2 separate regions of the Homo sapiens genome follow, and region 1 is linked to region 2. The links are chromatin contacts, found by Hi-C or POLR2A ChIA-PET in ENCODE. All regions are on one chromosome and are shown on one strand. Each heading gives the region's core, a stretch centred on a gene start or an enhancer-like site at or near the end of the contact. The rest is flanking DNA. Distances are from core to core; before and after follow the strand shown.

Evidence for each region. Hi-C counts contacts between places; a loop is a spot of excess contacts on that map. ChIA-PET counts read pairs that join two places held with the same protein, here RNA polymerase II (POLR2A). Pooled maps may share reads with other maps.
Region 1: a loop to region 2 is called in a map of psoas muscle, with 4 times the contacts of the local background. The contact joins the promoter of LINC00674 here to the promoter of PSMD12 in region 2. A Hi-C loop is called at or near these places in 1 of 168 maps with a recorded cell type or tissue (psoas muscle) and 10 of 50 pooled maps. POLR2A ChIA-PET finds 5 or more read pairs at or near these places in 1 of 52 experiments (HepG2).

The regions. Positions count from the first base shown.
Region 1 is chr17:68,098,263-68,103,901 of GRCh38, reverse strand. It overlaps LINC00674 (long intergenic non-protein coding RNA 674), which reads right to left and starts at 2,347. Exons shown (of 6, transcript NR_027418.1): 1 at 1,943-2,347; 2 at 844-959. It overlaps LOC124904048 (a long non-coding RNA gene), which reads left to right and starts at 2,406. Exons shown (of 2, transcript XR_007065885.1): 1 at 2,406-3,350. RefSeq lists silencers at 1,913-2,072, 2,233-2,292, 2,343-2,482 and enhancers at 1,448-2,226, 2,227-3,006.
Region 2 is chr17:67,363,905-67,369,046 of GRCh38, reverse strand. It overlaps PSMD12 (proteasome 26S subunit, non-ATPase 12), which reads left to right and starts at 2,470. Exons shown (of 11, transcript NM_002816.5): 1 at 2,470-2,635. The coding sequence starts at 2,528. RefSeq lists enhancers at 2,265-2,574, 2,595-2,654.

The DNA of each region.
Region 1 (5,639 bases), core at 1,098-3,597, 730 kb before region 2:
AAATAGTTGTAAGAAACTTAGAGTACCTCAAACTGTTTTTACTATTAAGAGGACACAGGGTATTTAAAATTCCTCAGAAAAACCTGAAACAAAATCACTCTATAAATGTAGCTCAATATTCCCTCTTCCCCTAAAAGATAAGCATAATCTTTCCTCTTAACAAACTTTACATACAGATTTTTATAATGTATCTTAGGCAGTACAGAAACTGCAGATAAACACTTTAAGATCTATTGAGTCATACTAAAAACTTCAACTCATTTTATCTGCAGAAAATCAAAATCCCTACTTTTTCCTCATTTTCTCTATATAGCCCAGAGGAAAGTAAATGGAAACAGCCTATTTCTGATGCTTTCTGCACACCTGGGATCACATGTTCTTTCCACAATCACTGACTCCAGATAGTAACAGCAACAGATAAACTCCAAAGCAACAAAGATCCCCTACAAAGGTTTCCACTGACTCCTCCCAATATAAGGACACTGAATGGGGGGTGGGGGGGAATATAAGTATCCTCCAATCCAGGTTTTCCATTAAGAACCACTCAGTTAATGATTCCTGGCAATTTTCCCTAGGGAAAGGAAAACTGTCATGAAGGTAATACATTATCTAAATTGCAGCCAACATACACATTCAAGCTAAATTCTCAAATACCAAATTCACTGCAAGTTTTCATCCAGCAAGTTTAGCCAGTGGACTGGGATGTGACACACAAGCATTCAACTGCAAAATTAGTCCAAATAAATCTCAAAGTCTAGTGTGGGCAAATATAATTACAGTTTATTAGTACATGTGCACGCACACACAAATCCTCTACGGAAAATTATCTTTCTCACCACTCACCCAAATATAAACGTGGACAATTTATCAGGGGTAAATGGTGAAGGTAGGATAACGCCGTGATTCCAATTCCTTCTCAAACCAAATACAAGTTCTCCTAAAACGGGGGTGGCATGTCCCTGTAAGAATACCAAAAATGGCACTGTAAGCAAAACGTACCTGTAATGTTAAAGATTTCATGCACCTGGAATCATAAACACTTTGTAAGTGTAGTCTTCTATCTAGCAACCCCTCTGGACACTCTTTTCCATTTCGAAAAAGGAAGGGGGAGGGTGGGGAGAGTAACAGAAAGTTTGTTCGAAAATTTGTATGAGGACATACTTAGAATTGTACCCTCTCCGCCCCCCCACCAAAAAAAAAAGTGTGTTTTTAAAGCAGGTCTGGAGCTAGAAGTGAGACACAAGTTCTGCGGCCTATAAGGAACAACCCCCAAACATGCCACCCTACAATCAGACACTTCCAAAACACAGTGTACAATGAGCCCAAGCCGTCGGATCAGACAGGCACACCGGAAGTCAACCTGTCTCCCCTCCTCAGAGAGACGTGAGTTTAAGGTGTGTGACCCTGGCAGCGGTGGCCGGCGGCGGGGAGTAAAGGTTTTTCACGCGGGCATAAGTGGGTGTGTGCAAGGTAACAACCCGGGAACACAGACGCACACCCTCCCGTTAAGCGCTCCATCTTTAAGGAGTGTTTACTGCGCGCAGTCAGCAACCGAATTCAATAATCCTCGCCACGGGAGCTCTTCATCCCCTTCACGATCTCACCTGGGCGGTAGCCCAGGGGCTGTTCCCCGAGCCCCGGGAGGCAGCGTCGGGCTCCTTGACCAAGACTTTCCGACCTGAAATCCGCCTGCGATGCGAACTGGTGTACCCTCCCCTCCACAAAACACCACCCCCCCGCCCCGAGTCATCCTCGGCTTTTTAAACAATGTCCAAACCGGAACAAGTGGTTTTCCAATTGCTCTCTCTGAACTAGGCCTTCCCACACCTCCGACCCCCAACTCACCACTGATCGCGACCCTGGCCCTTCCCAAGGCCACAAGCACCCCTGCCAGCTCGCCCACCTCGCGGCTGCCCAGCCCGGCCCGCCGCGCCCCCTTCACCTGTCAGGCGCACTTCGACAGGCCCGTTCCTACGGCCTCCGAGGTTAGACATGTCCCTGGCGGCTGGGGCGGCGGGCGGGACGGGGGCGACGGCGAGGCGCGGCGGAGTCACCACAGCGGCCGGGGCTGGGGCCCGAGCAGCCGGCGACGCGACTGCAGCGGCCTGAGGGTCCCGGATGTGCCAAGCGTCGTCGCCATGAGCCGCGGAGGGAGCGGACGCCACGGCCTTTCCCTCCTCTAGGCGAGGCCTAGTAGCGGACAGGGCTGGTCAGCTGAGGTGGGCGGTGCTCGGCGGCACGGGAGCAGGACTGTGGACTTGGCCGCTTCCTCCTCCACCCGCCCCCTTGTCTGAGTGACGCCGGACCTGAGGCCGCCGCGGCCATTTGTCGGCTCCGGGGGGGCGAGGGGGAGATGGGAGGCGGGGCCGGTGGGGTCAGCGGGGCGGGGCCGGCGGGCGCGCGCCAGATGCCCGGAGCGGGCACCGGCACTGAGGGAAGGTGTGAGCTGCCGCCGAGGGTCCCAGGCGGAACGCGGGAAGGGAGCAGGCAAGGAGCAAAGTGGCGGCGGGAGCGGCAGCTGTGACCCCTGGAGGGGTTTAGTGTCCGGTCCACTCAAGGGAGAGTTTTAGACCAAGCAGGGCCGACTGCATTTATTAGACGCCCACAGCATGCAGGGCGCTCCAAGAGGCTGGGGCGAGGAAAATTAGAACCAAGTCTGCTACCCGCCGGGAACTTGTCGTATTTCTGGCGAGGGAAGAGACAGCATTCCCACGCCGATGGTTCCAGCAAAGCCCCAGGAGTGCTGTTCCTGGTCTTGTAGTTGACGCCTCCATCCGGGACTCACCTGGTGGAGAAAATCGGGTTACCTGCAGAGTCCCGCTCTTTTCAGGTGCAGCCAAGGATAGGGAGATGATACGTCTTAAAGAATTAACAAGATAAACCTTGGAGTAACGTATGAAGAGTTGTTCATACACTACTGTATTTATCTCAGGAGCAGAAAGATAACAACTTTCTAAAGATGTACCATATCCTTTGACCTTGTAACTATACTGCTAAAATTTTTTTTTTTAAGACAGGGTCTCCCTGTCACCCAGACTCACTGCAGTCCCAACTTCCCAGGCTCAGATGATCCTCCCACCTGAGCCTCTGCAGTAGCTGAGATCACAGTATGCACCACTACACCCCACTAATTCTTTTATTTTTGGTAAAGACACGTTTAGGAGGGACATTTAGGTTTCTCTATGTTGCCCAGGTTGGTCACGAACTCCTGACCTCAAATGATCTGCCTGCCTTGGCCTCCCGAAGTGCTGGGATTACAGACCTGAGCCACCGCACTCAGCCCTATTGTGTCCAGAATTGGTGGGCTCTTGGTCTCACTGACTTCAAGAATGAAGCCACAGACCCTGGTGGTGAGTGTTACAGCTTTTAAGGTGGCGTGTCAGGAGTTCGTTCCTTCTTGACCTTAAGATGTGTTCGGAGTTTTTTCCTTTAGGTGGGTTCTTGGTCTCACTAGCTCGGGAGTGAAACTGCAGGCCTTGGTGGTGAGTGTTATAGCTCTTAAGGCGACGTGTCCGGCGCTGTTCATCCTTCCCGGTGAGCTTGTTGTCTTACTGCCTTTAGGATAGAAACTGGAGACTTACGTGGTGAGTGTTACAGCTCATAAAAACAGTGTGGACCCAAACAGCAAAAAACTGAAACTTCACACTGTGTAAAGAGACGCGAACGAGTTACCACTGCAGGCTCTGGCAGCCTGCTTTTATTCTCTTATCTGGCCCCACCCTCATCCTGCTGATTGGTAGAGCCAAGTGGTCTGTTTGGACAGGGCGCTGATTGGTGTGTTTACAATCCCTGAGCTAGATACAAAGGTTCTCCACGTCACCATCAGATTAGTTAGATACAGAGTATGGACACAAAGGTTCCCCAAGGCCCCACCAGAGCAGCTAGATACAGAGTGTCGATTGGTGCATTCACAAATCCTGAGCTAGATACAGAGTGTTGATTGGTGCATTCACAAATCCTGAGCTAAACACAGGGTGCTGATTGGTGTGTTTACAAACCTTGAGCTAGATACAGAGTGCTGATTGGTGTATTTACAATCCCTGAGCTAGACATAAAGGTTCTCCAAGGCCCCACCAGAGTAGCTAGATAGAGTGTCCACTGGTGCACTCACAAACCCTGAGCTAGACATAAAGGTTTTCCAAGACCCCACCAGACTCAGAAGCCCAGCTGGCTTCATCCAGTGGATCCCCCACCGGGGCTGCAGGTGGAGCTGCCTGCCAGTCCTGTGCCATGTGCTCGCACTCCTCAGCCCTTGGGTGGTCGATGGGCCTGGGCGCCGTGAGCAGGGGGCAGGGCTTGTCGGGGAGGCTCGGGCTGCACAGGAACCCACAGAGGCGGGGGAAGGCTCAGGCATGGCGGGCTGCAGTCCCGAGGGCTGCCCGGCGGGAAGGCAGCTACGGCTCGGCGAGAAATTGAGCGCAGCGCCGGTGGGCTGGCACTGCTGGGGGACCTAGTACACCTTCCGCAGCCGCTGGCCCGGGTGCTAAGTCCCTCATTGCCCGGGGCCGGCAGGGCCGGCCGGCTGCTCCGAGTGCGGGGCCGCCAAGCCCTGGCCCACCCGGAACTCCAGCTGGCCCGCAAGCGCTGCACGCAGCCCCAGTTCCAGCTCACGCCTCTCCCTCCACACCTCCCTGCAAGCTGAGGGAGTGGGCTCCGGCCTTGGCCAGCCCAGAAAGGGGCTCCCACAGTGCAGTGGTGGGCTGAAGGGCTCCTCAAGTGCCGCCAAAGTGGGAGCCCAGGGAGAGGAGGCGCCGAGAGCAAGCGAGGGCTGTGAGGACTGCCAGCACGCTGTCACCTCTCACTATTCTTGACAATAATACAGAAGATGTTCTTTGCTCTATTCCATTAAAAACAAAAGGGGAATGAGGGAACAGCATAATGGTCCAGGAACCACATGGTTTTTTATGCAGCCATTTAACTATTTTAATGAAGATCATATAATATGGAAGAATGTATATGTAATGCAAAGTTTAAAAACAGAATAAAAGTTGTATGCATATACATGCAAAAGTGTCTAGCACAAAGTAAACTAGTAAGGACAACAGCGTGGGGGATTTTTTTTTGAGACGGAGTCTCGTTCCGTCGCCCAGGCTGGAGTGCAGTGGCGCCATCTCGGCTCACTACAAGCTCCACCTGCCGGGTTCACACCATTCTCCTGCCTCAGCCTCCCAAGTAGCTGGGACTACAGGCGCCCGGCACCACGCCTGGCTAATTTTTTGTATTTTTAGTAGAGACAGGGTTTCATCGTGTTAGCCAGGATGGTCCCAATCTCCTGACCTCATGATCCGCCCGGCTTGGCCTCCCAAAGTGCTGGGATTACAGGCGTGAGCCACCGTGCCCGGCCACGTGGGGGATTTTTTATGTGATTCATTAGTTTTGCTTTAGGCTGTTATAACATTAATGCAATTTTAAATGTTTCAGATTAATATATTTTAATCCTTATTCCATGCCAGTCATTTATTTTAATCAATCAGTGAAGTCACTTCTCCAAATAGTTACCTCCGAGAGCATTTGATCAGTTTGGATACAGCCCTACAATTAAAGTAATCCAAAAAAGTATATGAAGTTCTAGACATCACACTAAAAATACCACAGATAGGCTGGGCACGCTGGCTTACGCCTGTAAACCCAACACTTTG
Region 2 (5,142 bases), core at 1,221-3,720:
TTTTTAACAAAAAACAAATTTACACTTCCAGATCCTGTTGTCTACTCTCATCAAACCAATGTCACACAGAATATGTAGTGAAAAGGCATCTTAGCCTAGTGTGTCTCAACAGTACCAGCCTCTAGAGTGTGTTTTAGAAGCCTGCAGGGGAATTTGGGTTGTGACAATCACAGAGGGAAGAGGGAGACACCAGCATGTAATTGCAATGCTAAACAGCCTGCCAGGCAACAAGCCCACACAATAAAATATTGTCCCACATTCCATCAGACTTTTGAATGTCCTACCAGACACTTTCTTCTGTGTCTGAGGCCTAGACTCTAAGTCAATTTTACTTACGACAAGCTACTTTTCTTTCACTTTTAACATCAACTAAAATTTCTAAGAATTCTTCCATGAGAAAAACAATGGAAGATTATATGTTGATATAGTCAGAACTTTATTTCAGCGTGTCATGGATTATAAAGTTTCTTTGTTTATTTATTTATTTATTTTGAGACAGGGTCTCGTCTGTCACCCAGGTTGGAGTGCAGTGGCGCAATCTTGGCTTACTGCAACCTCCACCTCCCGGGTTCAAGCAATTCTCCTGCCTCAGCCTCCCGAGAAGCTGGGATTACAGGTGCGTGCCATGACGACTGGCTAATTTTTGCATTTTTAGTACAGACGGGGTTTCGCCATGTTGGTCAGGCTGGTCTTGAACTACTGGCCTCAAGTGATCCACCCACCTCAGCATCCCGAAGTGCTGGGATTATAGGCATGAGCCATAAGACCCATCTGATGGACTATAAAATAAAAAAAAAACAATAAGAGCTTTACCAAGAAGTGGCTTGTTGCTCACCATTTTGGAAAATGTCACCAACAATAGGCCCTTACCATGCTTCAGGAACCAAGAGAACACACCTGTTGCAGTTGCAGCTTTTACATTTATAGTTATTGTGTATGGGTGTAAATAACTACTTCCTTGTATTTTCCACTGTAGACATGTTTTAGCCCTTATCTCTTGAAATATATATTATTTTGCTATTTTAAAATTTGTTTCTTGGTTGGGCACAGTGGCTCACACCTGTAATCTCAGCACTTTAGGAGGCCAAGGTGAGAGGACTGCTTGAGGCCAGGTGTTTGAGACCAGCCTGGGCTACGTAGTATAGCTGCTATCTCTACAAAAATAAAAAAAAGGTAAAATTTGTTTCTCCTCTACATTACAGATTATAGCTGAGATATTGTCTTATTTTGCTTGTAGATGGTTTATATTTTCCCTGATTTTCATTGCAGTTAAAACAAACAAAGAGATCTATTCAGCATCTATAAAGCGATGTCGGCACTAATTAAATTGAGAACCACTAACATAATAGATAAACCACTCCAAGATTTCCCGTTTTCCTGTTTGCTTTCCAGGCTGCTGTTGACCATATGCCCACACCAAACACAACCTCATTCCCATTTTCTTTACTTTTCTTTTTCTTTTTTTTTTTTTTTTTTGAGACGGAGTCTTGCTCTGTCGCCCAGGCTGGAGTGCAGTGGCGCAATCTCGCCGGCTCACTGCAAGCTTCGCCTCCTGGGTTCACGCCATTCTCCTGCCTCAGCCTCCCGAGTAGTTGGGACTACAGGTGCCCGCCACCACGCCCGGCTAATTTTTTGTATTTTTAGTAGAGACGGGGTTTCACCGTGTTAGCCACGATGGTCTCGATCTCCTGACCTCATGATCCGCCCGCCTCAGCCTCCCAAAGGGCTGGGATTACAGGCGTGAGCCACCGCGCCCGGCCTCATTCCCATTTTCAAGGATCCTAAGCTTTTTTAAGATCTCAAGCTATTTTCTAGGGACCAGCATGGTATGAATGATAACACATAAAACGTGTAAGGCCCTTAAGAATTGAAATTGTCTCACATGTCATCTAGTTTGATGCTCACGAAAATCCTATAGGGATAACAAATATGTCTTTTTAACTTTTCTTTTTACCAACTTAGTGGATTACAGTGAAAATGAAAACAAAGAGAAAAACCACTTTGCTTATTAAATGACTGAGCTGCTGCCATATCTTCTCTTAGGAGCTTTCAGAGATCCCACAGAGTAAGCCACCAAGATTCTCAAGTAGATAAAACCTTAGAATTTTCTATTTTAAGGTTTATTTTAGCCTCCTGATGTAGAGATGAGAAAACCGAGATCCAAGAAAAGCGACTGGCCACGGTCCTGAGAAATCATATTTCGAAGCAGGGGTGTAGGGATATATGAGATGGTCTGTTCTATTACACTCGCTTTTCTCATCGCAAATTTTAGGTAAAAAGTCTGATGTTCCCAGAGACAAAACCTGACGCTGCAGGCTGGAGTGGCGAGTCCCGCCCCGCGCGCCTCAAGCCCCACCCCCAGGCTGTCCGCGGCAGTGCCTGAGTGGCAACCAGCGCCGGGGACCTCGAGGGGTCCTTTGCGTGGGCTCCCGATGGGCTGCCTGAGCGGGTGCGCGGGCAACTTCCGGTGTGGGTGACGAGTGGTGGCCGAAGCAGGGGGACAGCAAGGGACGCTCAGGCGGGGACCATGGCGGACGGCGGCTCGGAGCGGGCTGACGGGCGCATCGTCAAGATGGAGGTGGACTACAGCGCCACGGTGGATCAGCGCCTACCCGAGTGTGCGAAGCTAGCCAAGGTGAGGAGAGGCCGGCTGGCTGTTGGCGGGCGCCAGGGGCTGAGTCACGGCGCGGAGCCTGCTTAGGCCTCAGGGGGCCTGCGGGCTGGAGCGTGCACCCCCCAATGCCTGTCCAGCCCTAGTTGGGCCTGCACGAGTGGGAGACCCCAGGTCGGCCCGGCCAGGGCTGCGGAGTACGCCAGCGCCTATAGCTTCCCAGACCCTCCCCAAAACAGATGGTCACTTCCCTCCGTGGGACTTAGGGCTCCGTTTAACTTTTTGCCGTTTCTTGGATGCTGTTTAAGTGATATTTACCTTAGTAGTTTCCCAGGGGTTAAGGCCGCTTCAGTATTAAGGCTAGATCAGAGAGTTTCGTTCTGTTGCTGTTGCTCAATCAATTTATGTCGTTACATCGTTTGTGGATCATGGCTATGTGCCTGGTCTTTGGCCAGGAGAAGGGGCAGGAAAGTGATAGTACGAAGATGACTAACACAGGACCCTGTCCTTTAGGAGTTGATGTACGTGATGAATTAGTCAAGTCATGCATGGTGGTGAGGGCCATACAAGGGGAAAGTGTTACTGGAACACCGAGAAGGAAGCTATGCATTCTTAATGGTGCCATAAGGGAAGGTTTTACAGGAAGGCTGACGTTTGTATTGGGTCTTGAGGAATTAGTAAGATTGAGGTGGGGTGGAGTCATTACTGAAGACGGAACTACAGAAGTAAAGACAAGTAGGCACTATAAGAGTTTAACGGGCTTTCCAAGAAACAAGGATGGAGAAAGGTGATAAAGTTGGTACGTATGTATATCTTAGGTTCAGTATGCTTGCTGAGGGGGAGCCACAAATTCATTAAGAGCTTTCTAGCAGCTAGCATCAACAAACATCAGTTACATAAGGGTGGGAAAACTCAGCCGCCTCCAATGCCAGACAGATAACAATAACTGATATTTGTTGAGTAGTTTCTGCAGTGTCAGGCACCGTGCTTACATGCACTAAGCCATTTGATCCTCACCTCAGCCCTATGCGATGGCTATTACTATTATCCTTATTTTACAGGTAAGAAAACTTGGGCTAGAAAAAGTTGAATCACATGCCCCAAGATCATACAGCTAGTAAAGTGGTGAAGCCAAGAAGCAAACCCAGGCAGACCGATTCTAGATTCTGGAGCTGGTGCCCTCACACACCATGCTGTCCTGCCTAGAAGCCTATTGTAGTGAAAACCTGAACTTTTTTTTTTTTTTTTTTTGAGACGGAGTTTCACTTTTTTCACCCAGGATGGAGTGCAGTGGCGCAATCTTGGCTGACTGCAACCCCCGCCTCCCGGGTTCAAACGATTCTCCTGCCTCCGCCTCCCGAGTAGCTAGGACTACAGGTGCCACCACGCCCGGCTAATTTTTGTACTTTTAGTAGAGACGGGGTTTCACTACGTTGGCCAGGCTGGTCGCACGCGACCTCCTGACCTAAAGTGATCCACCCACCTCTGCCTGCCAAAGTGCTGGGATTACAGGCGTGAGCCACCGCGGCTGGCCAAAAACCTGAACTTTCGAGCACCTGCCCAGGAAAAGGAGACGGCAGATCTTCACCTTCAGATAATCTTTGCCAATTGGGGATGAAGGCCGAGTATTGTCGATGCTGCTAATTTGAGGGAGAAACCAGGAAGATGAATTTCTCATTAAATACCTTAATATTTAGAAATTGGATACTAATCTGTCATATTAAAATACTATTTGAGCCAATACAATGTAGCTAGAACAAAACATACAGGCCAAGGTCAGCCCCTGAACCTCCACTTTGGAATTAATAGAATGATAGTGTCCATAAGGAAGAAACAAGTAATTTGCTCTAGAGAAGGACAACCAAATCTTCCTTTTATGAATTTCTGTTAATACCAGTCTACTGTTTGCAAGACCTAGTCAGTGTTAGACACTATGAGAAATACAGAGATTACTAGACAAAGCTCTTGCCCTCGAACAGCTTATAGATCAGTAAGAAAAAAGACTTCACTGCTACAGTTGTTCTGGTGATCTTATGTAGCATTTATTCCTAAATAATTGTTGTTATGCTCCAGGCTGTTGAAAAACTTGCAAACTCCAATACCATATGCCTTTTTAGGTGTCCAGTGGGTAACAGAAGTGTTTAAAAAAAAGAATGTTGGGGCCTGTTAAGATAGATACATTTGAATTTTGATTTTTTTTTTTAAGCCAGTGTGCCAGCTGAATAAAACAAGGTATATGTTGTGGGAGGGTATACTTTTTTTGTTTGTTTTTTGATACCGAGCCAGTTTCAACTGTAAATTAGATGGTTACCCTACACTCCTGGTTAATTTTTTTAAACATATTTTTCTGTTTTGCTTTTTATTTATTTTTTTTATTTTTTGTTTCGAGACAGAGTTTCGCTCTTGTTGCCCAGGCTGGAGTGCAGTGGCGCGGTCTTGGCTCACTGCAACCTCCACCTCCCGGTTTCAAGCGATTCTCGTGCCTCAGCCTCCCGAGTATCTGGGATTACCGGCATGCACCACTACGTCCA